2 separate regions of the Homo sapiens genome follow, and region 1 is linked to region 2. A link is an interaction called in ENCODE POLR2A ChIA-PET data of the cell type or tissue named here. Cell type or tissue: HepG2. All regions are shown on one strand. Links, peaks and the distances in the headings refer to the core of each region. The heading gives the core; the rest is flanking DNA.

Region 1 (17,051 bases), core at 7,936-15,935, 82 kb before region 2:
CTTTCTCCCTTCTTTTCCACTTCGGCCTCCACCTTGTTTCTTTCTCTGTCCATTGCTCCCTCCTTCTCCTCTTTCTGTCCCCAGCCTCCTCTCTCTGGGAAGCTTTTTAATTTTGACCCCACATCCCACAGTTGGTCGCTCCTGCCTCTTGGTGTCCTTCTTGTCCTGGCCCTCCTGCCCTGGCTCCCTGTCTCTCTCCAGCCCTGTCTCTGTCTCTCCCTGTTTTTCTCTCCCTGATGCGTTCTCTCTGTCCCTCCCTCCATGAATTTCTCTGTCTCTGTCCTGTGCCACCTCTCATCTGCCCTGCCTCTGTAAATGTGGGGAGGACCCTGGGAAAATGACAGAGATGGGGAGAGCTGACAAGTTAGAGAAGCCAAGGCTTGTGGCAACCTGCAGTCTTCCCCACCTGGCTCCAGCCTACCTTCCCCAGGACACCCGGCTCTGTCCCCTGCATGCCCTGGGTCACCCTGCCCCTCCCTCGTGCCTGTGCCCAGCTCCGCATCTCCCTCTTCCCATTTCCAGCTTCCCTGAGACTGCCCCGGGGCCCTTTCTCTGGCTGTCCCAGGGACCTCACCTCCTGTGAGCCCACAGCTCACCGTCTGTCGAGGGGGGACAGGCAGGAGGTAAGGATGCGTCCGAGCCTCCCTAGGACACGACCCTCACAGAGTCATGGACCGCAGGATTTGTACCATCTCCTGGCGCGAGAGCCAGGGTTGCCCAGATTGATGGAAGAGCAGGTGTTTGTGTCCCCTTCCGGTGAGAGCTTTCCAGCGCCCAGAGAGCCAAGACGGCTTGTGGAATTGGGGAAGAGGCAGGGAGAGGGTGGGAAGTGGGAGTGGAGGGGTATGTTCTTCCCCTCCCGGGGCCTCAGTTTCTCCTCACAAGCTCTTCCCTCTCTCTCATTGTCTAAGCCTTTCCTTCCCGCCTCTGGTCGATTGGGGGTGGGGCAGGGGCAGGGAATGAGGGGATGTTGGGCTTTTACTCAACGGAGCAATTTATCCTGTGATCAAAAGAGGCCATGGCCGCCTCATCTCTCCTCAGAGACCTGCCCTGACAGGTGGTGTCCTGCCTCCAGTCCGTGTTAACTCCCTCAAGGCCAGGGCCGGGCCGAGGGTCTGAGCCTTCCACCTGCCCCTTGAAGGGGCCTCCCTGGGGTCCAGAGACATCAGGCTGGCCCTGGGGAGGCTGTGGACCCTGGGCCTCACACTTACATCTGGACAGGCCTTCTGACTTCCAGGGCCTGGTGAGAACCTCAGGTGAGGAGTTGCTGTCAGGCTCCCTGGGCAGGTTGGGGTGGTCCTGCTGTCCCACCCTGGGGACTTTATTCCAGGGGCTGTGGGCTGGAAGGAGCCCCTGTTCCTTCCAGACTCCCTCTCTGCACCCTCCCTACTGCTGGCCCTGTGGCCCTGGGCGTGGGATGTGCAGAGGACCGGCCAGGAGAAGGGTTAAGTCAGGGACTCTTGGGATGGCTTTGGCCACGGCCATTCCTCCGAGAGAAGAGAACAAGGGGCCCATTCTGTGTGTGGGAATTAATAGCAAAGAGTCATCTGGGGTGTCACTCAAGCACTGATCGACTCCCAGAGGAATGTGAGAGGGAGAGAGAGAGGGAGAGGAGAGGAGAGGAGAGGAGAGGAGAGGTGTGGTGGGGGCTGAGACGGAGATGTCAAAGGCAGGGCATTAGGGTCTGGCTGGTACAGGAGCCCGCCCTGGTAGGAGGACCCGCCGCCCCAAGATGGGTCCTGCTTTTCACCACAGATGCGCCCCCGTCCCTACACAAGATGAAGACCCCCTCCTGTCATTCCCTCACCCAGGGCCTCCCCCTTCTGTCTTCCCTCATTCCCAGACGGCCGTACCCTCTACCCCGAGGTGGGCCTGCTGGGCAGCTGGCCCTGAGTTCCTGGGCTCTCCCAGTCTGCCCCCATCTTTGCTGAGAGATCCAGGTGCTCCTTGTGGGAAATGCCCTGGGGATGGTGCTGTGGAGTGCCAGCCTGGGGTCCTGAGTTGTACCCTCTGTCCCAGGATCCAGGAGCCCCACTTGCCTGGCTCCAGGCCCAGTTCAGACACATTTCTACCGGGTGGCTGCAGGCACCTTTGGCCGCCTGCGTGTGGGGATGCTGGAGCTTGTCGGCCATCACAGGGGGCTCAGCCTTCCTCGTCAGCTCAGGCCCCTGTGGCAGCCTCAGCCTGGCCTGTGGTCACTGAGGACCAGCAGGTCTCCTGACATCCGAATGTCATACCCTAAGGAAGGCCTTGGCGAGGCTCCAGGAGGCCTAGGAGGGTGTGGTGCTCTCCTGCTCCAGTTGTGGGGCTGAGTCAGAATCCTCCCAGGTCATCTGCACCTGGGCGTCCTGACACCCCTTCCCCTCCCCAGGGCCTCAGGCTGGCCACCGAGCCGAAATGAGCCTAGACTCTGTGGGACGCAGAGGCAGTGGGGTGCGGAGGATGAGGGCTTTGGGGCAGTCAGAGCAGGGTGCCCCACTCCTTGGCCCTGTGACCTGGGCAGAGCTCCTTTGTCTCTCTGAGCCCCGGGGTTTCCTCTTGAAAATGGGTCATGTCATAACTGGCAGGTTCAGAGGTAAGAGAAGGTAACAGGTGTCAAGTGCCCGACACAATAGCCAACCACTGTGTGTTGTTATTTTTATTGTGATGATTATTGTTATTGGAGGGCTGGGCAGCCTCCACTACCCTTGGGCTGGAAGGCACACTGTGCACACCATTTGACTGCCTGGATCTGCACCTGGCAGCCTGTGCCCGCTAGGCGAATCGCAGGGATCCCAGCACTGTTCCTCCTCAGCTGTGGTTTTGGCGAGGGTGAGCTTATTGGCCCCCAGACCTCCTGTGTGCCAGCGTCATTTCCATATCTGGTGACTCATCCTGCTGGTCCTGCCGGAACATGATGCCTCCCCTGACGGCATGGTGCAGGCACAGTGTGTGCAGCCACTGGCCTCGGTTCCTCCCCTGGGAGTTGGCCACCTGCGCCCCCACGGTAGACTCTGGCATGCTAAAGCCTGAAGGGAGCTTAGCGGTTGTCCAGCCGGACCTTCTTATTGTACTGACAGGGAGCTGAGGTCTAGAAAAGAGAGGGCCTTTCTGGGGCACTGTGGAGTAAACAGAGTTGGCAGGCTCTTCTACATTGGGCTAGGAGTCTGGACTCCTGGGTTCTTGCCCAAACTTGGATGCTAGGGGCCAAGTGGGCTGGGAAAATTCCTTACTTATAGCTGGGGTGGGGAGAGGACACACGGAGAAAGAAGGTGGAGCCTTTTGCAAACTAAAGTGCTTTCCAAATATGGGGGGTTATCAGGAGGGTGGCTTTGGGCCCCTCGAGATGGTGCTGACCCTGTGTTCCTCTGCAGTCTGTGCAGGGCACTAGGGTGGTTGGTGTCACCAGCCCAGGGGCTGCTGGACACAGGCCCCACCCAGAGGAATAAGCCAACACCATTGAGGAGGGGCAGCCCAGGGCTCCCTGCCTGGCTTTGGAGGTGTAAGGTGTTTGAAATAACATTCTCCAACATGCTCAAAGTGAAACCAGCTTCCTTTGGGAACATATGGAGACCACAGGCACTTCACAGGGGCTGATGAGGACCCACCAACTCTGCTGTGGGCTCTGTCCCTGCCCTCGGAGCTCATAGCCTGGTGACCTTGGCATTCATTATTTTCATTCCAGTTCTCAGCACAGCGCTTGGCACATAGTAGGAACTCAGGAAGTGTTTATGGGATGGAATGGGGTGATGATGTTGAGGCAAGATGAAGGGTATGAACGGAGATGACATCTGCGTCTTGCCTGGAAGCAGAGGGTAGGAAAAGGAGCAAGTAAGGAGTGGCGGCTGGCATGGGTGCAGCACCACTGAGAGGAGGGGTTGAGAGAGGTTAGAGAAGGACTAGAGTCAACACTCCTGAGAGCCCTTCTTTGCCCTGTGGCCTCTTACTTGCAAGCTAGTTCCCCTCTCTCAGCCTCAGTTTCCTAATCTGTAAAACAGGGATAATAGAATTTATTCATGAGTTGTTGCAAGGCTCAAGAACGGTAACACATGGGCCATGGCAGGCTCTCGACCGTGCCTGCTGGACACCCAGTGTGTTGTGAACAGAGATCTTTAGAGAGAACAGATAAAAATTACAGAAGTATCTTATAGAGACACAGTTGACAGATACAGAAATAATGTGAGTTGCATCATATTAGATTCAGAGAGATTAAAGATAGATTTTTAGGGGAATTTACGAATTTATTCATTTTGGGGACACAGAGAGCGATGAGCACTGGGATGGAGACAGTGAATGCCTGACATTGGAGGCTCCTGGACTATAGAGTTGCTTTGTTTGTTTTTTGGATGGAGTCTCATTCTGTTGCCCAGGCTGGAGTGCTATGGTATAATGTCGGCTCACTGCAACCTCTGCCTCCCAGGTTCAAGCGATTCTCCTGCCTCAGCCTCCTGAGTAGCTGGGATTACAGGCATGTACCACTATGCCTGACTAATTTTTGTATTTTTAGTAGAGATGGGGTTTCACCATGTTGGCCAGGCTGGTCTCCATCTCCTGACCTCAAGTGATCTGCCCGCTTAGGCCTTTCCAAGTGCTGGGATTACAAGTGTGAGCCACCTTGCCTGGCCAAGTGGTTTTTTTTGGATGGAGTCTCACTCTGGTGCCCAGACTGGAGTGCAGTGGCATGATCTTGGCTCACTGCAACCTCTGCCTCCTGGGCTCAAGCAATTCTCCCACTTCCGCCTCCTGAGTAGCTGGGATTACAGGCACCTGCCACCATGCCTGTATTTTGTAAAAATACGAAAATACAAATTTTTGTATTTTTAGTAGAGACCAGGTTTCACCATGTTGGTCAGGCTGGTCCCAAACTCCTGACCTCGGGTGATCCATCCACCTCAGCCTCTCAAAGTGCTAGGATTACATGCGCGAGCCAGCACACCTGGCCTTTTTTTTTTTTTTAATTTATTTTTTTCCCCAAACTTGGACAAAGCATATCACTTCTAGACTTTTTATTGGGCCACAAAAGTGCTTAAGAACTAAAGAAGAAAACTCCAGCTCCAAAGTATACAAAAATAGCAACAGAGAAATTATTCAAAATTTTAAATGAAAAATAAAAAAGACTCTTTAAAACTTGTTTATAGCCAACCAGTTCTATGTAGCATGTGACGTGGGTACATTTCAACATGCTTGATGCAATGTGGGGTCAGTGGGACCCACAAGAGTCTTATAAAGTGTCCAGGGCACTGCAACCTCCGCCTCCCAGGCTCAAGCAATTCTCCCACCTCAGCCTCCTGAGTAGCTGGGATTACAGGCACCTGCCACCATGCCCGGCTAATTTTTGTATTTCTAGTAGAGACTGGGTTTCACCATGTTGGCTGGGGCCATGGGGCTGGGGTTGCTCAGCAAAGTCAGCTGTGTCTGGGGGCAACGGAGAAGGGCTTCCCGGTGGAGGTGATGTTTGGGTGCAACCTTACAGAGAGAGAAGGGATTGAATAGAGGGGAAAATGGCCTGATGGTGACTTTTGAGTCTTTTTTTTTTGAGACGGAGTCTTGCTCTATCGCCCAGGCTGGAGTGCAGTGGCGCCATCTCAGCTCACTGCAAGCTCCGCCTCCTGGGTTCACGCCATTCTCCTGCCTCAGCCTCCCGAGTAGCTGGGATTACAGGCACCTGCCACCAGGCCCAGCTAAGTTTTTATATTTTTAGTAGAGACGGGGTTTCACCGTGTTAGCCAGAATGGTCTCGATCTCCTGACCTCGTGATCTGCTTGCCTCGGCCTCTCAAAGTGCTAGGATTACAGGCGTGACCCACCGCGCCCGGCCAACTTTTGAGTCTTGACGTAAAGGGAGATGTGTGAGCAAAGGTTCAGAGAAGGGAAAGCACATGGAAAATTAGGGAGAAAGGCGAGATACTTGGCATGCAAGATACTTTGGAATTAGGATGTGGAGAACAGGGGAGGGGTTAGGGTAACTCTAGAAAGTTTGGTAGAGGCTTATGTACCAGGCTTGGACTTTATCCTAAGGACAGTCAGGAACCATGAGCGAGACAGAGTCTTGCTCTGTTGCCCAGGCTGGAGTGCAGTGGCGTGATCTCGGCTCACCACAACCTCCGCCTCCCGGGTTCGAGCGATTCTCCCGCCTCAGCCTCCTGAGTAGCTGGAATTACAGGTGCGTGTCGCCACACCTGGCTAACTTAGGTATTTTCAGTAAGGATGGGGTTTCACCAAGTTGGCCAGGCTGGTCTTGAACGCCTGACCTCAAGTGATCCGCCCACCTCGGCCTCCCAAAGTGCTGGGATTACAGGAGTGAGCCACTGCACCCGGCTGGGAGATAGTTTAAGAAGGGTGAGGAGAGTGGTGGTGACACAGTCAGCCTATTTTTTTTTTTTTCTTTTTGAGACGGAGTCTCACTCTTGTCACCACTGGAGTGCAGTGGTATGATCCCGGCTTACTGCAACCTTTGCATCTCAGGTTCAAGCGATTCTCACACCTCAGCCTCCCAAGTAGCTGGGATTACTGGTGCGCGCCACCATGCCCAGCTAATTTTTGTATTTTTATTAGAGATAGGGTTTCACCATGTTGGCCAGGCTGGTCTCGAACCCCTGACCTCAGGTGATTCACCTGCCTCAGCCTCCCAAAGTGCTGGGATTACAGGCGTGAGCCACTGTGCCCAGAACAGTCAGCCTTTTTTCCCCAAGTTCACTCTCAAAGCATTGTGGCAGCTGCGTGGTTGATGGGGAAGGGAGGGAGGTGCTGGAGAGTGGAGGCCGGAGACCCACTAGGAGATTAGGATACTGTTTTGTTTTTTAGATGGGGTGTCGCTGTGTTGCCCAGGCTGGAGTGCAGTGGCGTGACATAGCTCGTTGCAGCCTCAAGCTCCTCAGCTAAAAAAATCCTCCTGCCTCAGTCTCCAGAGTAGCTTGGACTACAGGAATGCACCTCTGTGTCTGGCTAATTTTTATTCTTTTGTAGAGATGTGGGGGGGGTCTCACTATATTGCTCAGGCTGGTCTAGAACTCCTGGCCTCAAGTGACCCTCCCACCTCCCTGAGATCCTGATGGCATAAGCCACCACACCTGGCCAGGGGCTGGAGTGTTAACACCGGTGAAAAATGATGACAACCTGTATTAGGATGGGTCGTAGGGAGGGAAGAAGAGGAGAGATTTGAGAACAAGTCAGGCAGTGGCTGGAGTGAAGGACATTGGAAATAGGTGGTAATAACACCCTTGCCACTTCCTGAGCGCTCACTGTGGGCCAGGTGCTTTCTACCTATAAGACATGCATATCTACTCGCTGAGTTCTCATGACTGCCAGAATGGAGCAAGAGATGGCAGGCAGTCCTGATTTAACTGGAATCTGAAGAATCCATACATGCCCTGAAGTTAAAAACCACTGGCTAACTTGATTACCTCTGTAAGAAAACAATAAATAAATAAAACCCAGTGTCAAAAACCACATGATAGGCTGGCCGCATTGGTTCATGCCTGTAATCCTAATACTTTGGGGGGCCAAGTCGGGCAGATCACTTGAGGCCAGGAGCTCGACACCAGTCTGGCCAACATGGTGAAACCCCATCTCTACTAAAAATACAAAATTAGCCTGGTGTTGTGGCGCACACCTGTAATCCCAGCTACTTGGGAGGCTGAGGCAGGAGAATCACTTGAACCTGGGTGGTAGAGGTTGCGGTGAGCTGAAATTGGGCCATTGCACTCTAGCCTGGGCAAAAAGAGTGAAACTCCGTCTCAAAAAACAAAACAAAACAAAACTATGTGATACATATTTGTTGCTGGCAAATTAGAAAATATAGAAAAACAAGAAGAAAGGCCAGGAGCCATTGGTTTTTAACTGCAGGGCATGTATGGATTCTGCAGATTGTAGTTAAATCAGGCCTGCCTGCCATCTCTTGCTCCATACTGACAGTTATGAGAACTCAGCGAGTAGATATGCATGTCTTTTAGGTAGAAAGCACCTGGCCCACAGTGAGCACTCAGGAAGTGGTAGGGGTGTTATTACCACCTATTTCCAACGTCCTTCACTCCAGCCTCCCGAGTAGCTGGGACTACAGGTGTGTAACACCATGCCCAGCCAATTTTTGTTTTGTTTTAGTAGAGTCAGGGTTTCAGCATATTGGTCAGGCTGATGTCAAATTCCTGGCCTCAAGTGATCTGCCCACCTCAGCCTCCCAAAGGGTGGGATTACAGGCATGTGAGCCACCTCGAATGCCAGATTTAAGAGTTGGGAGTCCTAATGGGGAACCACAAAGGATTTCAGCTCAGGGGTGATGGAACCCTATAGACCTTTAGCAAGCTCATCCTGGCCAGGTGGAGGAAAGACTGATAGCAGGAGAGCTGGTACTGGCCTGGGGGCCAGAGAGGAGAGCTCCCACCAGCAAAACATTACGATGGAAGGCAGTTGGTGATAGATCGGGTGTGCAGGAGCCAGGGTGAGGGATTGTCAGGCAAAATAGGAATGGAGGGGCGATGTAATCACCTAAAATGACAAGACCCAGAGCAGTACCCTCTGAGCGAGGTCTGCAGAGTGGGACCTCCTTGCGCTGTTTGTCACTGATCCTCAGCAAGGTCAGAGATGAGTACAGAACTTAGACAAGTATAGTCTAGAAACTCCTGTAACAATTTGATGTGGCTGCAATTTCCAAGACTGTGAATCATTTTTAGTAATTGTTTTTTATTGTATGTTACAGAAGTATTGGTCTGCAAAGAATTGGTTTTTAAAAACCTTGGGCCAGATGTGGTGGCTCACGCTTGTAATCCCAACATTTTGGGAGGCCGAGGCAGGAGGACCACTTGAGGCCAGGAGTTCAAGACCAGCCTGGGCAACCTAGTGAGACACCATCTCTATTGAAAAAAAATATTAGCCAAGTGTGGTGGCCCATGCCTGTTGTCCTAGCTATTTGGGAGGATTGCTTGAACCCAGGAGGTAGAGGCTGCAGTGAGCCATGATGGTACCACTACATTCGAGACTGGGCAAGAGAGTGAGACCCCATCTCTAAAAAAATTAAAAAAAAAATGGTTTGCTCTTCACTCCATTGAGCTGCAAAAACGCTGGTCTAGATGGAATTTGGGACATATGGAGGGCAGCGAACCAGTGAGCGAGGCAGTGAGCAGGCATGTGGGTGGCTATGCACACACCCCAGGGACCTGGGATTATTTCTGGAGTCAGAGTGATCATTAGGAGCTGACCACAGCCACCCAGCCCATAGCAAGGGCCACCCTCCAGCCGCTCACTCAGCAAATATTTAGCAGGCACATACTGTGTGCCAGGCCAGGCGCCGAGGCACATGTTGGGAAGACAGAGGAGACGAGGCAGGTTCATCCCTTACTCTTGGAGCTGATACCTGCTCGCACTAGTCCCCAAGGGTCATTCCAGAAGGGAAATTTCAATGTGGCTCTGGGGAGGAGCGGGCAAGGGGAGCAAGGAGCAGCTTTTCCATCCTACCTGGTCCATTGCTCCCACAGACCCCCCAGGAAGGGCCTGGCTTGGGGAGGCAGCAACGGGGGAAGGACAGGGAACAGAACTTGGGTCAGCAACCATGGCCCCAGCTCTGTCACCTCTGTTTATGCCATTGTCCTGGGGAGCCTGTCGTCTCCGAGCTCCAGCTTCCACATCTGCATGGTGGGGATCCTGGGGTCCTCCTGCCTCACCCAACAGAGGTCTGGATTAGAAGGAGCTTGGGAGAGGACAGTGGGCTGACTTGTGATCACAGTCCAAGTTTCCAGAGTGCACCCTGCATCTGTCTTCTTGTAGAGCTTCTGGAAGCCACAGGCGCACACATCTGAAAGGAACTTGAAATTTACTGGTATGGGTACTCCATTTTACAGGGAATTGAGCTGAGAGGCCTGGAGGGAGACAGATGTGGCTAAGGTTGCCTGTGGTGAGCTGCAGAGTGGGAACATGAACCTAGACCCCCAACTGGACATCTGGCACCCTGAAAGCCTGAGGGAAGGGCCCTCCCAGAGTGCCGTGAAAATCTGGATGAGAGAGACCATGTCTCCGGCAGGCCCCCAGCCCCTTCTTCACTAGGTCTCCTGATAGCAGCCACCCAGGACTGCCCAGGGTGGTGGGAACCTTTCAAGAAGGCAGAGGGAGAGTGGGCTCAGCCATAGGGCAGACCCTGAGGGGCTCACAGGGCATGAGGTGGCCCAGGCAGGCAGCAGTAGGGTGGCTGGCAGACAGAAGGGGGACTTAGCAGCAGAGACCCATGTCAGGGGGCAAGGTTCCAGACATGTGAGGGATGTGGCTAAGGTTGACCTGGAAAAAGGAATGCTGGGAGCCTGGGAGGTGGAAGGACACTGGAGGAGCTGGCGGTGGACAGAGCGGGGCCGCCCCCATGCCTCCAAGACCCGCTTTCACGTCTGCAAAATGAGATGGAAAGCCATGCCTCCCAGGGCTTCTGGTGGCTGGCAGGTGACAGAGAGGGCACCGCGGGCCTCCAGTTCTTCCCGAGTCCCCCAGGGCCTTGCCTGGGCCCATCAGCAGCAGCAGGCCTTCCGCAAAGACTTGCTGAATTAACAAATGCCTGAGGGAGGGAGAGGGGAACTCACACTAGTTGTGGTCATGGTAGATTTCTGTCCTGAAGAATGGGGAATTACAGCGTTGCTGGGCTCCCTGTGATGGGGCAGCAGGACTGAGGCCTGCGCGAGTGAGTATAGACGCTGTGGTCTGTGTGCAGCCCACTTGCCTTCAGAGCTCTGCCACGGCAGGCCCCCTTTAGCTCCTCTGTTGCTTTACAATAAACTCGCTGGGTGTGGTGGCTCACGCCTATAATCCTAGCACTTTGGGAGGCTGAGGCAGGTGGATCACCTGAGGTCAGGAGTTTGAGACCAGCCTGGCCAACATGGTGAAATCCCGTCTCTACTAAAAATACAAAAGTTAGCCGGGCGTGGTGGCACCTGCCTCTAATCCCAGCTACTCAGGAGACTGAGGCAGGAGAATCACTTGAACCCAGGAGGCAGAGGTTGCAGTGAGCAGAGATTGCACCACTGCACTCCAAACTGGGTGACAGAGAGAGTCTGTCTCAAAACAAAACAAAAAATTAAACATTAAAAAAGGCAGGCGCTGTGGCTCATGCCTGTAATCCCACCACTTTGAGAGCCCCAGGTGGGCGGATCATCTGAGGTCAAGAGTTCAAGACCAGGCTGGTCAACATGGTAAGACCCGGTCTCTACTACAAAAAATTAGCTGGGCGTGGTGGTGCACGCCTATAATCCCAGCTACTAGGGAGGCGGAGGCAGGAGAATCGCTTGAACCTGGGAGGTGGAGGTTGCAGTGAGCCGAGATCATGCCACTGCACTCCAGCCTAGGTGACAGAGAGAGACTCTGTCTCAAAAAAAAAAACCAACAAACAACAACAACAACAAAACATTAAAAAAGCCAGGCGCGGTGGCTCAGGCCTGTACTCCCAGCACTTTGGGAGGCCGAGGCGGGTGGGTCACCTGAGGTCAGGAGTTCGAGACCAGGCTGGCCACATGGCGAGATCCCGTCTCTTCTACAAAAAATTAGCCAGGCTTGCGCCTGTAATCCCAGCTACTAGGGAGGTTGAGGTGGGAGAATCGCTTGAACCCAGGAGGCAGAGGTTGCAGTGAGCCGAGATTGCACCACTGCACTCCAGCCTGGGTGACAGAGTGAGATGCTGTCTCAAAAAAAAAAAAAAAGAAAGAAAAGAAAAAAAGCAGTGCATTAATTTTACATAGTATGATATGTGGGCAAGTGGAGCAGGGAAAGGGGTGTCAGGAGTAGAGGGGACAGTGATGGAGGGGCAGGCCCCTCTGAGAAGGTGGCATATGCATGAAGACCTGAAGTTGCACAGGCAGTTGGACATTTGGGTATCTGGGGAAGAACATTCCAGACAGAAGGAACAACCGTGCAGAGGCTCCAGGTGGGAGCGTGGCCGGAGCGTTCTGAGGACAGCCAGGAGGCCAGTGCAGCTGGGACAGAATGAGCGAGGGGGACAGAGAGGAAGAGATTCGAGGGACCACCAGATGGTCCCTGTGGCGACATGGGCTCGTACTCCAAGGGCAGTGGGGCTGCGAGGGTTTCAGCAGAGCAGAGATGTGCCCTGATCTCTGTGTTCACAGGATTGCTGTCTACTCTGTTGAGAATGGCCTGAGGGGGTCAAAGCAGAAGCTGGGAGGCCAGGAAGGAGGCCCCTGAGGTATTTCAGAGGAGAGGCAATGGCGGGGGCCAGGGAGCTGGGGGTGGCCTGGCAGGCCACAGTGGCAGTGGTGAGAAGTACACAGTTTCCTGGTTGGGTTTGGTTTTCCTTTTTTAAAATTACGTTTTTGACAGCTTCTCTTAGGTACAGTTGACATACAATAAACTGCACATATTGAAAAGGTGCACTTGGATGAGTTTTGACACATGTATGCATCACACATGAAACTCTATCACCACAATCAAGTAAACAAGTACATCTACCGTCCCCAAACTTTCCTCTTGCCCCTTTGTCATCCCTCCCTTCACCCCACCCTCTCCCTAGGCAACCACGTGCAGTCACTGTAGATTAATCTGTATTTTCTAGAATTTTATCTAAATGGAATCATACAGAAGGTACTCGTTTTTGTGTGTGGTCTGGCTTCTGTCACTCAGCATAATTGTTTTGAGATTTATCCATGTTGTTGTGTGTATCTGTAGTTTATCCTTTTTATTACAGAAGAATATGTCATTGTATGGCTAGACCATAATTTGTTTATCCCTTCACCTGTTGATAGACATTTGGGTTGTTTCCAGATTTGGGCTATTACAAATAAAGCTCCTATGAACATTCATGTACAAGTTGTGTGGACATATGCTTTCATTTCTTGTAGATAAATAGCCATGAGTGGAATGTCTGGGTCATGAGGTATGTATATTTAACTTTTAAAGAAATGATCAAGTCTGGGCGTGGTGGCTTATGCCTGTAATCCCAGCACTTTGAGAGGCTGAGGTGAGAGGATTACTTGGATCCAGAAGTTCAAGGCCAGCCTGGACAACATAGCAAGACTCCATCTCTATTAAAAGTAAAAATATTAACTAGATATTGCAGTGCACACCTGTAGTCCCAGCTACTCGGGAGGCTGAGGTGGGAGGATTGATTGAACGCAGGAGTTTGAGGTTGCAGTGAGCTATGATTGCAGCACTGCACTCCAGCCTGGGCAACTGAGCAAGGCCTTGTCAAAAAAAAAATAAAGGAAAAGAAAGAGAGGAGAGAGAGAGAGACAGAGAGAGAGAGAGAAAGGATCAAACTGTTTTCCAAATTAGCTGTACCATTTCACATTTCCAGCAGCGAGGTTTCAGAGTTCCAGTTCCTTCACCCTGAACAACACCTAGTCTGATCAGTTTTTAAAATTTTAGCCATTCTAATAAATATGTATATGTAATAAATATGTAGTAATAATTCCTTGTGTTTTTTTTTTTTTTTTTTTTTTTTTTTGCTTTGAGAGGGAGTCTTGCTGTGTCACCCAGGCTGGAGTGCAGTGGCGCGATCTCGGCTCACTGCAACCTCCGCCTCCCAGGTTCAAGCAATTCTCCTGCCTCAGCCTCCCAAGCAGCTGGAATTACAGGAGCACCCCACCACGACCAGCTAATTTTTGTATTTTTATTAGAGACGGGGTTTCGCCATGCAGGCCAGGCTGGTCTCGAACTCCTGACTTCAGGTGATCCGCCTGTCTTGGCCTCCCAAAGTGCTGGGATAACAGGCGTGAGCCACTGCACCCAGCCTTAATGGTGTCTTTTGAAGAGCGAAAGTTTTGAATTTTGAGGAAGTATAAGTTATCAATTGTTTTCTTTTATGAGTTGTGCATTTCATGTCGTATCTAGGAAATCTTTGCCTAAGTTCCCAAATTCTATCTCCTATATTTTCTTCTAAAAGTTTTATAGTTTTATATTTAACATTTGGGGCTATGATCTGTTTCTTTCTTTTTGAGACAGGGTCTTGTTTTGTTACTCAGGCTGGAGTGCAGTGGAATGATCACAGCTCACTACAGCCTCCATCTCCCAGGCTCAAGTGATCCTCCCACCTCAGCCTCCCGAGTAGCTGGGACTATAGGCATTCGCACCATGCCTAGCTAATTTTTGTATTTTTTTTTTGTAGAGGCAAGGTTTTGCCATATTGCCCAGGCTGGTCTTGAACTCCTGGGATCAAGTAATCCACCTGCTTTGGCCTCCCAAAGTGCTAGGATTACAGGTGTGAGCCACGGCACCCAGCCTTGTGATCTGTTTCGAATTAATTTTTAAAAATATGTTGTCAGATAAAGGTTATGGTTCTTTTTTTTTTTTTTTACACTTGCTTATTCAATTGTTTGAGTGCTATTTATTGAAAAGACTGTTCTTTCCCTATTGACTTGTCTCTTACACCTTAGTTGAAAATCAATTGACCACATGTGTGGGTCTATTCTTGGGCTTTCTATTTTTCCACTGATGTATGCCTTTATGTCAATGCTACATTGACTTGATTATTATAGGCTTGTAAATCTTGAGATCAAGTAGTACAAGTCCTCCAATTCTGTTCTTCTTTTCAAAATTCCTGTACTAGTCTGGATCCTTTGTGTTTCCATATAAATTTCAAAATCAGCTTGTTAATTTCTTCAAAAAAAGCTTGCTGGCATTTTTTTTTTTCTTTACTGGGATTGAATTAAATCTATAGGACAATGTGGGGAGAATTGATATCTCAGCAATGTTTAGTTTTTTTGATCCATGAATGTGGCATAGCTCTGCATTTAGTTATGTCTTCCTTAATTTCTTTCAGCAACATTTATTTATTTAAAATTTTATTTCTTTTTTCAGCATAATAAAGCACCAAGCAATCAGTAATATTTTATAAGTTTCATGTAGAGGTCTTCACATATTTTGTTAAATTTATCCCTAAGTATTTTATATTTTTATACTTTTTTTTTTTTTTTTTGAGACAGAGTCTTGCTCTGTCGCCTAGGCTGGAGTGCAGTGGCACAATGTTGGCTCACTGCAACCTCCACCTCCTGGGTTCAAGCGATTCTTGTGCCTCAGCCTCCCCAGTAGCTCGTATTACAGATACCCACCACCATGCCCAGCTAATTTTTGTATTTTTAGTAGAGAGAGGGTTTTGCCATATTGGCCAGGCTGGTCTCGAACTCCTGGCCTCAAGTGATCCTCCTGCCTTGGCCTCCCAAAGTGCTGGGTCTACAGGTGTAAGCCACCGCACCTGGCCTGTTTTTACTTTTTAGTTTGAAATAATTTTAGATTTACAGAAGCGTTGCCAAGGCAGTACAAAAAATTCCCGTATATCCTTTACCCAGCTTCCTCTATGTTAAGATTTTACATAACTATGATACACTTACTGAGAAATTAACATTGGTAAAATACTATAACAGAAGTACAGTCTTTATTCAGATTTCCTCAGTTTTCCCATTAATGTCGTTGTTGTTGTTGTTGTCGTTGTTCCAGGATCCAAGCCGGAATCCCACGTTACGTTTACTCACCATATCTCCCAGGTCTCCCCCTAACTGTTGACAGTTTCTCTATTCTCCTTCCTGTGTTTCATGACCTTGACATTTTTGAAGCGTACAAGTCAGGCATTTTGTACCATGTCCCTCAACTTGTTTTTTTCTGGTGTTTTTTCAAATGAGGGTGTGGATTTTGGGGAAGAACACCACAGAGGTGATTGCCCTATCATCACGTCATTGCAGGGCGTACATGATATTGATATGTCTTATTCATGGTGATGTCAGCCAGACCTCTGAGTTAAGATGGTGTCTGCTCCACTGTAAAAACAGCTGTCTTCATATTCTGTCCATCAGAAGTGAGTCACTAAGTCCAGTTCTCACTCAAGGAGATGGAAATGAAGCTGCACCTCCTGCCCCACAGAACTTATTCTAGCACTCCCTCATTGCTTAGTTATGACTTCCTTCCCTTCCTTCCCTTCCTTCCCTTCCTTCCCTTCCTTCCCTTCCTTCCCTTCCTTTCTTTTCTTTCTTCTTTCTTTTTCTTTTTTTCATATAGATTCTCACTGTCGTCCAGGCTGGAGTGCAGTGGCATGATCTTGGTTCACTGCAACCTCTGCCTCCCGGTTTCAAGTGATTCTACTGCCTCAGCTTCCTGAGTAGCTGGGATTACAGGCACATGCCACCATGCCTGGCTAATTTTTGTATTTTTAGTAGAGGCGGGGTTTCATCATGTTGGCCAGGCTGATCTCGAACTCCTGACCTCAGGTGATCCACCCACCTTGGCCTCCCAGAGTGCTGGGATCACAGGCGTGAGCCACTACGCCCGGTCAGTTGTGACTTCTTTCTTAAGCAGAGAGAAATCTTGCTATCATTGTCTATAGCATATTTACCTATCTGTTCAAACTCTGTGTACATGTAAAATGGTCTCAGAATTCCTAACTTATACCCTTGTCAAAAACAAATTTACTAGCTAGCATACAGTGTTTGTGTATAGTTCTTTTTGTCTTTAGCTGTACAGTATCTAGTAAAAACACCATTACACAAAGTTATTTAGGTCACCTCATTCTCTCTCCACATTCTTCTGTTTCATTCTGACATATTTATAATACAAATTTATCCCCAAGTTATCCCTAAAAATTTCATGTTTTGTGATGTGGTTTTAAATATTTTAAAAAGTAATTTCTAGTTGTTTGTTGCTTGCATATAGAAATATAATTGACTTGTGGCCAGGCGCGGTGGCTTACGCCTGTAATCCCAGCACTTTGGGAGGCTGAGGCGGGCGGATCACCTGAGGTTGGGAGTTCAAGACCAGCTTGACCAACATGGAGAAACCCCGTCTCTACTAAAAATACAAAATTAGCCGGGCATGATGGCGCATGCCTGTAATCCCAGCTACTCGGGAGGCTGAGGCTGGAGAATGGCTTGAACCTGGGAGGTGGAGGTTGCTGTGGGCAGATATCACGCCATTGCACTCCAGCCTGGGCAACAAGAGTGAAACTCTGTCTCAAAAAAAAAAAAAAAAAAAGAAAAAAGAAATATAATTGACTTGTATTCACCTTCTATCTTGCAACCTTGCTAAACTCATGTATAATAGATGTTTTGTAGATTACTTAGGATTTTCTATATAGATGATTATGTTGTTTGTGAATAAAGACAGTATTGC
Region 2 (8,000 bases), core at 1-8,000:
ATGCAGGAGGCAGAGGTTGCAGTGAGCCAAGATGGCGCCACTGCACTCCAGCCTGGGTGACAGGGTGAGACTCTGTCTCAAAAAAAAAAAAACAAAACAAAACAAAAAAACAAAAAAACAAGCCTGCACCTTGCAGATCCTCTCCGCTGGGCAGTGACACCCTTGCCGGCGTCCTCACCCCCGCCCCACCCCTGATGACTCAGGTACCTGGAAGGCAGCTCGTTCCCGGGGTTCATGGGTGTCATGGGGGACATGGAGGTCATGGAGGTCATGGGGGTCACGGGGGTCATGGGATTCACGGGCCCCTCCTCCAGAGCCTTCACGTACGCCTCGGGGAACCAACCGCTCCTGTGGGGTAGAGGCAGAGGACAATGACCAAAAGAAGCCAGGCCTGGGGACAATGACCAAAAGAAGACATCCTCCCCTCAGGGTCACTGGAAGCTACTTCACCTCGAATTGACAGACTACAATCAATTCCGTATGTTTACTTCTGTTTTCACCTGCAAGTGCCTACTGATAATAACACACGCTATCCTTTTCCCTAACAGGCTATGTGAGTCAAGGATGGAACGATGGTCCCAGAACATCCCAGGAGGGTGTGACAGCCTCCATCTAGAAGGTTCTATCCTCAGGTCCCCAAGGCATCTGCAGCACACCGTCCTCTGCTGTGGGTCTGTGAAGCAGCCACTCCAGCAGCAGGTGTCCCTATCGTTGGCGTTCTCAGTCATCTCTCTCCCCACTGACCCCCTTCCGTTCCTGTCCCTGTGGTCACCCGCCCAGCTATGGACCTTCGCGCCTAACTATGAGTCCCTCCATACATCACCTATCCCCCACTCACCTGTCTATACTCCATCCCCCGTGTAGCCACGAATCCATCCAGCACCCCCTCACCACTCACACCTCTCCAATCACCCATCAGTGTCTGTCCACCACATCTGCGCATCCTCCCATGTCCCTAACCACCCAGTCAGTGACCCCCCCCCCGCCATTTAAGGCCATCCACTTGCACACACAGACCTCCACCTACCCAGACGCACATCCCCTGGTCCACCCATTCGCCTGTCCACCATCCATTAAGCACAGGACCACTCATCCATCCGTGGGCTGGTGTGGGCAGCCACCACCCGCTCTGCCCATGCACGCATTCATCCTGCGCTGCTTCTCTCCTGCAGCAGGAGTGGGCACCGTACACTACCCTGCCCATGAAGCCCCGAGGGGGCACTGCCTGGCTCCAGCCAGCCCCATCTGCCCCGTTTTCCCCTGCAGGACAGTGGTGCCTGTCCATTCCCTCTGCTAGCTGCCAGCCCTGCTGTCCTCCGCACTTTCTGGCAACCTCACTGTATGAAACTCCCCAAATCCTCCTCCACGTCAAGTGTCAAAACAGCCCAGTTTAAGTGCTTTCAGGATTTCCACGGAGCCTGACCGCAAAGAGGTGAGCACATTTAAGCCCCTACTCCCAGCCCAGCCCCCTGCATCAGAGTTCCAGGGCTGACTCTGCAGAGGGGAAGCAGCCTCCTCCCAGAGGCAGGCACACAGTAGGTGCTCAAGCAATAGGATTTCTGCCATTTCCACACTTTTGGAAGAACCTGCCCATCCCCCATCCTCTGCCCGCTCTCAAGGACCGTCATCCTGAACTTGGTAAGGCGGCTCTTCCTACTCCCACTGAATGAATGAGGAAACTGAGGCAGGGTGCGGGGGTCGGGAGGAGAGGAGCATTGTCCGAGGCCCCCGGGGGAGGCCAGGGAAACCTCAGTCCGGCAGGTCCCCGGGTTCCCGGCCCCCAGGGCCTTCTTCTCAACCCACCCCCGGCCCCTCCAAGGCTCCCACTCACGCGGACGAGCCCTCCAGCTTGCCGTAGAGCCAGCCGTTCTGGGCCTCGGGCACCAACACCTCCACCACGTCCCCAGCGGAGAAGCGCAGCAGCGTGTGGTTGGCGCCCTCCGAGTGGGAGACCAGGGCGCGGACTCTCCTGGCGCCCCCGCCGCCGCCCGGGCGCTCGCCAAAGGAGTTGGAGCGCGAGCTTTGGGCGCTGCCGCTGTAGAGCGAGGCTGTGGGCGGGAGAGCGCGGCGGCACGTGGGCAGGAAGTTCTTCCTGGCGTCTGCCCTCGATCCCTCCTGCTGCAGCCCCACCCCCGCGCCTCTCCCGGCCCTCCTGCCGCCCCGGGGCGGGGGCACTCACAGGCCGACGGCGTGCGGGGCAGGGAGCGACGGTCTGGCTCTAGCTGGGACGCGGGCCTCGCGTCGGGCTCGGTGCCGTAGGAGCCGGAGCCGTGCCGGCTGCGGGGGGAGCTGAACTCTCCCAGGGGCCTCGGGGGCTGCGGGGGAGATGGGCAGGGGAGGGTGGGGCGGGGGGGGGGGGGGGCGGGGCCGCGCCCTAGTCCAGCCCCCACCCCCAGTCCCAGGCGTCGGCGTAGGGGTTCTGGGGGCGGAGACCGGGCCACCACGGGGGCGCGGAGAACGCGCCGGGGCGGAAGGGCAGGCCGGGGGATGCAGCGTAGAGCGGGAGCCTGGGGGGCAGGAGGCTCCAGGCTGGGGGCCTGAGGCCCCGGGCCCCCGCGGGGGGCGGCGGGGGCGCGAACGGCGGCGGGGGCGCCCAGGGCCTCACCATGTCCAGGCAGGTGGGCGTCAGGCGGCCCGAGGGGTAGGGCGGCCCCAGCGCGGGGCCCAGCAGGCCGGGGGAGTGGGCGCGCGACGGGCTGCGGCTGGCCTCAGACTGCTCCTTCCACAGCAGCACGCGGTTCTGGAGCATCCCCCGGGCCTGGCCGGGCGGGGACACGGGGGTCAGCCAGGTCCGGGCGGCTCCCTGAATCCTGGGGACCCAAAATGACACCCTCGACCTGAGAGCTCAGGCCCTACCAGCTCGGGACGACCGGATTTTCTAGCTGGAAGGAGCCAGAAGCCAGCTCACCGTCCAACCCGCACCCTCTACTTTTGGCAAAGGCACCTCCATTTTCCACGAAGAGCTTCCTCTGACCCCCCGCTTCCCGCGTCAATGTGTGTGCTTTGAGCGGGGCTGTCCTCACCGCCCAGCTTCAGGGGTAGGGGTGGCACCCAGGCCTGGCCACTCAATCACCCCATCCTCCTTCCTGCAGCGATAGGCTCAGGAATGGCGCTTAGATAGAAACTACGACCAAAGAACCCAGTCCCATTACTTACTTACCCAGTAACACTATGGAAAATGCATTTTTTTTTTTTTTTTTTTTTTTTTTTTTTAGACGGAGTCTGGCTCTGTCGCCCAGGCTGGAGTGCAATGGCGCGATCTCGGCTCACTGCAAGCTCCGCCTCCCGGGTTCATGCCATTCTCCTTCCTCAGCCTCCCGAGTAGCTGGGATTACAGGCGCCTGCCACCATGCCCAGCTAATTTTTGTATTTTTAGTAGAGACGGGGTTTCACCATGTTGGCCAGGCTGGTCTCAAACTCCTGACCTCAGGTGATCTGCCTGCCCTCGGACTCCCAAAGTGCTGGGATTACAGGCGTGAGCCACCGAGCCTGGCCTAAAACTTCTTTCAATGGCACTGACCTTTCTGTGTTGTCACTCAGTCATAATAAAATCCCAGGTACAATCAGAATGCTGCATTCTCCAGCCATAAAGATCGCTCCCTCTTTTCAAACATCCCTGTCCCTCAAGGCCTAGCTCAAGACGGTCACCTTAAGAAAAGCTCCCTTTGTCGAGCAGTGACTCCATACCAGGCCCTGCTTTAAACGCTTTATCTGCATTATCTTACTTGATTCTCGCAATAGCCCTGGGTGGTAGGTGCAATTATTATCTCCAGTTTATAAAAGAAGATACTGAGGGTCAGAGAAGTTAAGTGACTGGCTCAAGGTGTCACATTCAGTAAGCGTTGAAGGGGTCTGTGTTGGTCTGTCCTTGAAGATGCCCCCTACGACTACACTTTCAATGATTTCTGCCTTGAACCTGGCCCCATGACTAAAAACCTCACGTCAAACTCAGGCAGCAATAACGGGAAGGCTTGGTGCCTCCCATCACTGGAGCAACTAGTCTAGCTGGTCACTAAGTGGACAGCCCCTCTGTTTCCCTGCAGTAACTAATTAGCAGAATAGCACAAAGATAAAACCCGAAGGCCTTTGTGCAGAAGTTTCAGAGACATAAGCAAAGTGAGAGCATTAGGTTCTGCATATCTTTCTTGTTGTTGTTGTTGAGACAGAGTCTCGCTCTGTTGCCCAGGCTGGAGTGCAGTGGCACGATCTTGGCTCACTGCAACCTCCGCCTCCCGGCTTCAAGTGATTATTCTGCCTCAGCTTCCCAAGTAACTGGGACTACAGGCGTGCGCCACCACTCCTGGCTAATTTTTGTATTTTTAGTAGAGACAGGGTTTCACCATATAGGCCAGGCTGGTCTCAAAGTCCTCAACTCGTGATCCACCCGCCTTAGCCTCACAAAGTGCTGGGATTACAGGTGTGAGCCACTGCACCCAGTCACATGTCGTATTTTAAAAGGGATTTAAAAGTATCATTGGATTGTTTGTAACACGAAGGATAAATGCTTGAGGGGATGGATACCCATTCTCCAGCATGTCATGATTACACATTGCATGCCTGTATCAAAACACCTCATGTACCCCATAAATATATACACCTACTATGTACCACAAAAATTAAAATAAATGGTGGGTGAGAAGAAACACTGCATACGGTTTCAAAACCATCAGAGAGGCCATGGGAAAAATTTTAAAAATATATTTACGAAGTGAAACAGCCATTCTAAGTATGACACCAAACCCATAAACTTGAAAAGACCGATACATTTTACTAAATAAAAATAATGTTTTTGTATAGCAAAACCAATCATAACACAGGCAAATGATAATGGCAAACTGGCTATTGTATTTGCAACTCATCACCAAGAAAAAGCTGGTTTCAGTAACATATCAAGAGCTCCTACAAATTAATAAGTGGATGAAAAGATACTGGCATGTCACAGCACAGAAAATCCAATGGCTTTGAAACATGAAAAGATGTCAAGCTCGCGTTTAAGACAAGTATGAGGTAAAGCCACACCGAGATACCATTTTTACCTTTCTAATTAGCCAAGATCAGAAAGTTTGCTCATACACTGTTGTCAAGGGGTGCAGAAGCACAGAAACTCATACATCACTGATGGAAGTGTAAACTGGTGCAACCAATGACTATATTCTTGGGCTTACCAATTCCACTTCTAGGAATTTATCCTGGAGATACATTTGCACAGCTGCAGTAAACGAGAGAAGCTAAGGATGAGGTGGGAAGGCACGTTACTGACTAGACTTGGACTAAGCAAAGACTAATTAGCGAAGATGAATAAGAAAGACAATTTACCGTGCCCGGGCACCTAGAGTTCTTTAAATCTTATTCTAAGGCTGCCTTCTTTTTTTGAGAGAGAGAGCGAGCCTTGCTCTGTTGCCCAGGCTGGAGTGCAGTGGCGCAATCTCGGCTCACTGCAACCTCTGCCTCCCGGGTTCAAGCCATCCTCGTGCCTCAGCCTCCCGAGTAGCTGTGATTACAGTCATCCGCCACCATTCCTGACTAATTTTTGTATTTTTAGTAGAGACGGGGTTTCACCATGTTGGCCAGGCTGGTCTTGAACTCCTGATCTCAGGTGATCCACCCACCTCGACCTCCCAAAGTGCTGGGATTACAGACATGAGCCACCACGCCCACCCCAAATGTGCCTTCTACTTATAAATAGAACAAGAAGTAAATATATATGCTTAGCTATCTTAGGAGTTAGATCTTGGATGTTTTAAAGTCCAGCTGGGTCAGACAACATGTTACTTGCTCCCTATGTGATATGGTTTGGATATTTGTCCTCTCTAAATTTCATCTTGAAATCTGACCCCCCAGTGTTGGAGGTGGGATCTAGTGGGAGGTGATGGGGGCAGCTCCCTCATAAATGGCTTGGTGCTGTACCCCACGGTAATGAGTGGTATGAGTTCATGCAAGATCTCCTTGTTTAAAAGATTGCAGTGGCCGGGCGCGGTGGCTCACACCTTAATTCCAGCACTTTGGGAGGCCGAGGTGGGTGGGTGGATCACCTGAGGTCAGGAGTTCAAGACCAGCCTGGCCAACATGGTGAAACCCCGTCTCTACTAAAAATACAAAAATTAACGGGCATGGTGGTGCATGCCTGTAATCCCAGCTACTCAGGAGGCTGAGGCAGGAGAATCGCTTGAACCCAGGAGGTGGAGGTTGCAGTGAGCTGAGATCATGCCACTGCACTCCAGCCTGAGCAACAAGAGCAGAACTCCATCTTAAAATAAAAAGAAAAAAGAAAGAGTGTGGCACCCCACCGGCTCCCTCTCTGGCCATGTGATATGAACTTCCCCTTTGCCTTCTGCCATGATTGTAAGCTTCTAGAGGCTTCGCCAGGAGCAGATGCGGGCAATGCACTTCTTGTACAGCCTGCAGAACTGAGAGCCAAATAAACATCTTTTAAAATAAATTACCCAGCCTCAGGTATTCCTTTATAGCAATGCACAACGGACTAACACACCATGCATAGGGGAAAATCTGCCTGTTCAACCCACAGCTCCCTCCTGAGGGACCCTCACCCACGAGGAGGCAGTCAAGGAGGGGGTCAGCTCTTCTCTTAATGTTGATGGTTAACTATTTACAGGCAAAAAGGAGTTTAACACAGGTGAAAAAGAGTTTCCTTCCAAAGAAGATCTATAAATAGCTAAGAAGCACAGGAAAACATGTTTAACATCACTAGCCATCTGGGAACCGGAAATCAATATTGCAATCAGATATCGCTTCACACCTGCTAGGATGGCTATTATCAAAAAGACAGTAACAAATAGTAGCGAGGACGTGAAACAACTGGAACCCTCATAAACTGCTGATGGACACGGAAACACTCCGGAAAACGGTCTGGAAGTTCCACAAACAGTTAAACATAGAGTTACCATATGGCCCCACAATTCTACTCTTATATACCCAAGAGAGATGAAAACATATGTCCACATGAAGACTCGTACATGGATGCTCAGCGCAGCAGTGGTCATGACAGCCAAAGAGTGGAAACAACCAGGCGTCCATCAGCTAACATCTGAGTAAATACATCGAGTAAACGAGTAAATACAATGTGGTGTATCCAAGCAATGGAATATTATCCAGCAGTGAAAAGGAAGCCAGTCGCAAAAGAGCACACACATTGTATGATTCTGTTTATATGAAATGTCCAGAATGGGCAAATGTATTGAGACAGAAAGTAGATTCCTGGTGGCCTGGGGCTGGGGGAGTGGGAGGATTGGGAATGACAGCTAAGGGGTACCGGTTTGTATTTTTTTTTTGAGACGGAATTTCGCTCTTGTCCAGGCCGGAGTGCAGTGGTGCAATCTTGGCTCACTGCAACCTCCACCTCCTGGGTTCAAGCAGTTCTCCTGTCTCAGCCTCCTGTGTAGCTGGGATTACAGGCATGTACAACCACGCTTGGCTAACTTTTGTATTTTTAGTAGAGACGGGTTTTCACCATGTTGGCCAGGGTGGCCTCGAACTCCTGTCCTCAGGTGATCCACCCGCCTCGGCCTCCCACAGTGCTGGGATTACAGGTGTGAGCCACCGCGCCTGGCCGAGGTACTGGGTTACTGTGGTGGAGGGTATTGAAAATATTTTAAGCTTGATAGTGGTGATGGATGCATGACTCTGTGAATATACTACAAACCAGAAAGTGTACACTGTAAATGGGTGAATCGTATGTGAATTATATCTCAATAAAACTGTTTTTCAAAAAAGGAAGTTGTTTCTCCCTGGCAGACCTTTTGTGGGATAGCAGGGGACGAGAAGGCTGAGCCTGGGGCCGGGTGAGGCGGTGACAGTGGGCAGATGAGAGCCTGAGCCGAAATCTGGGTCTTTGGATCCAGTCATGTATCCCTGGGCCCGTGGGTTCAGATCCAGAGACTCGGGGAGGGCGTGGGAGGCGTGGGAGGCGTGGGAGGGATAAGAACCCCAAGCCAGGACCGGGCGTGGTGGCTCATGCCTGTAATGCCAGCACTTTGGGAGGC

What was found. ChIA-PET counts read pairs that join two places held together with the same protein. Peaks named below come from ENCODE experiments on the same cell type or tissue, not always from the same donor. Only the 100,000 strongest peaks of a DNase experiment are listed, where the experiment ranks them.
Region 1: POLR2A ChIA-PET joins it to region 2 with 7 read pairs; 2 of 35 experiments call an interaction of 5 or more read pairs at or near these places.

Annotation. Positions count from the first base shown.
Region 1 is chr22:37,997,229-38,014,279 of GRCh38, forward strand. It overlaps a transcript of POLR2F not described here. Among named protein-coding and RNA genes, the nearest start is that of MIR4534, 17 kb to the left of the region's middle. RefSeq lists an enhancer at 1,110-1,964 and a silencer at 1,354-1,648. In HepG2, for the core only: no CTCF peak of the experiment used is centred there; DNase peaks (open chromatin) are centred at 11,083 and 15,513; H3K4me3 peaks cover 589 bases.
Region 2 is chr22:38,086,917-38,094,916 of GRCh38, forward strand. BAIAP2L2 (BAR/IMD domain containing adaptor protein 2 like 2) reads right to left here. Exons shown (of 14, transcript NM_025045.6): 8 at 2,606-2,758; 9 at 2,180-2,315; 10 at 1,832-2,048; 11 at 208-348. Among named protein-coding and RNA genes, the nearest start is that of SLC16A8, 6.7 kb to the left of the region's middle. In HepG2, for the core only: no CTCF peak of the experiment used is centred there; no DNase peak of the experiment used is centred there.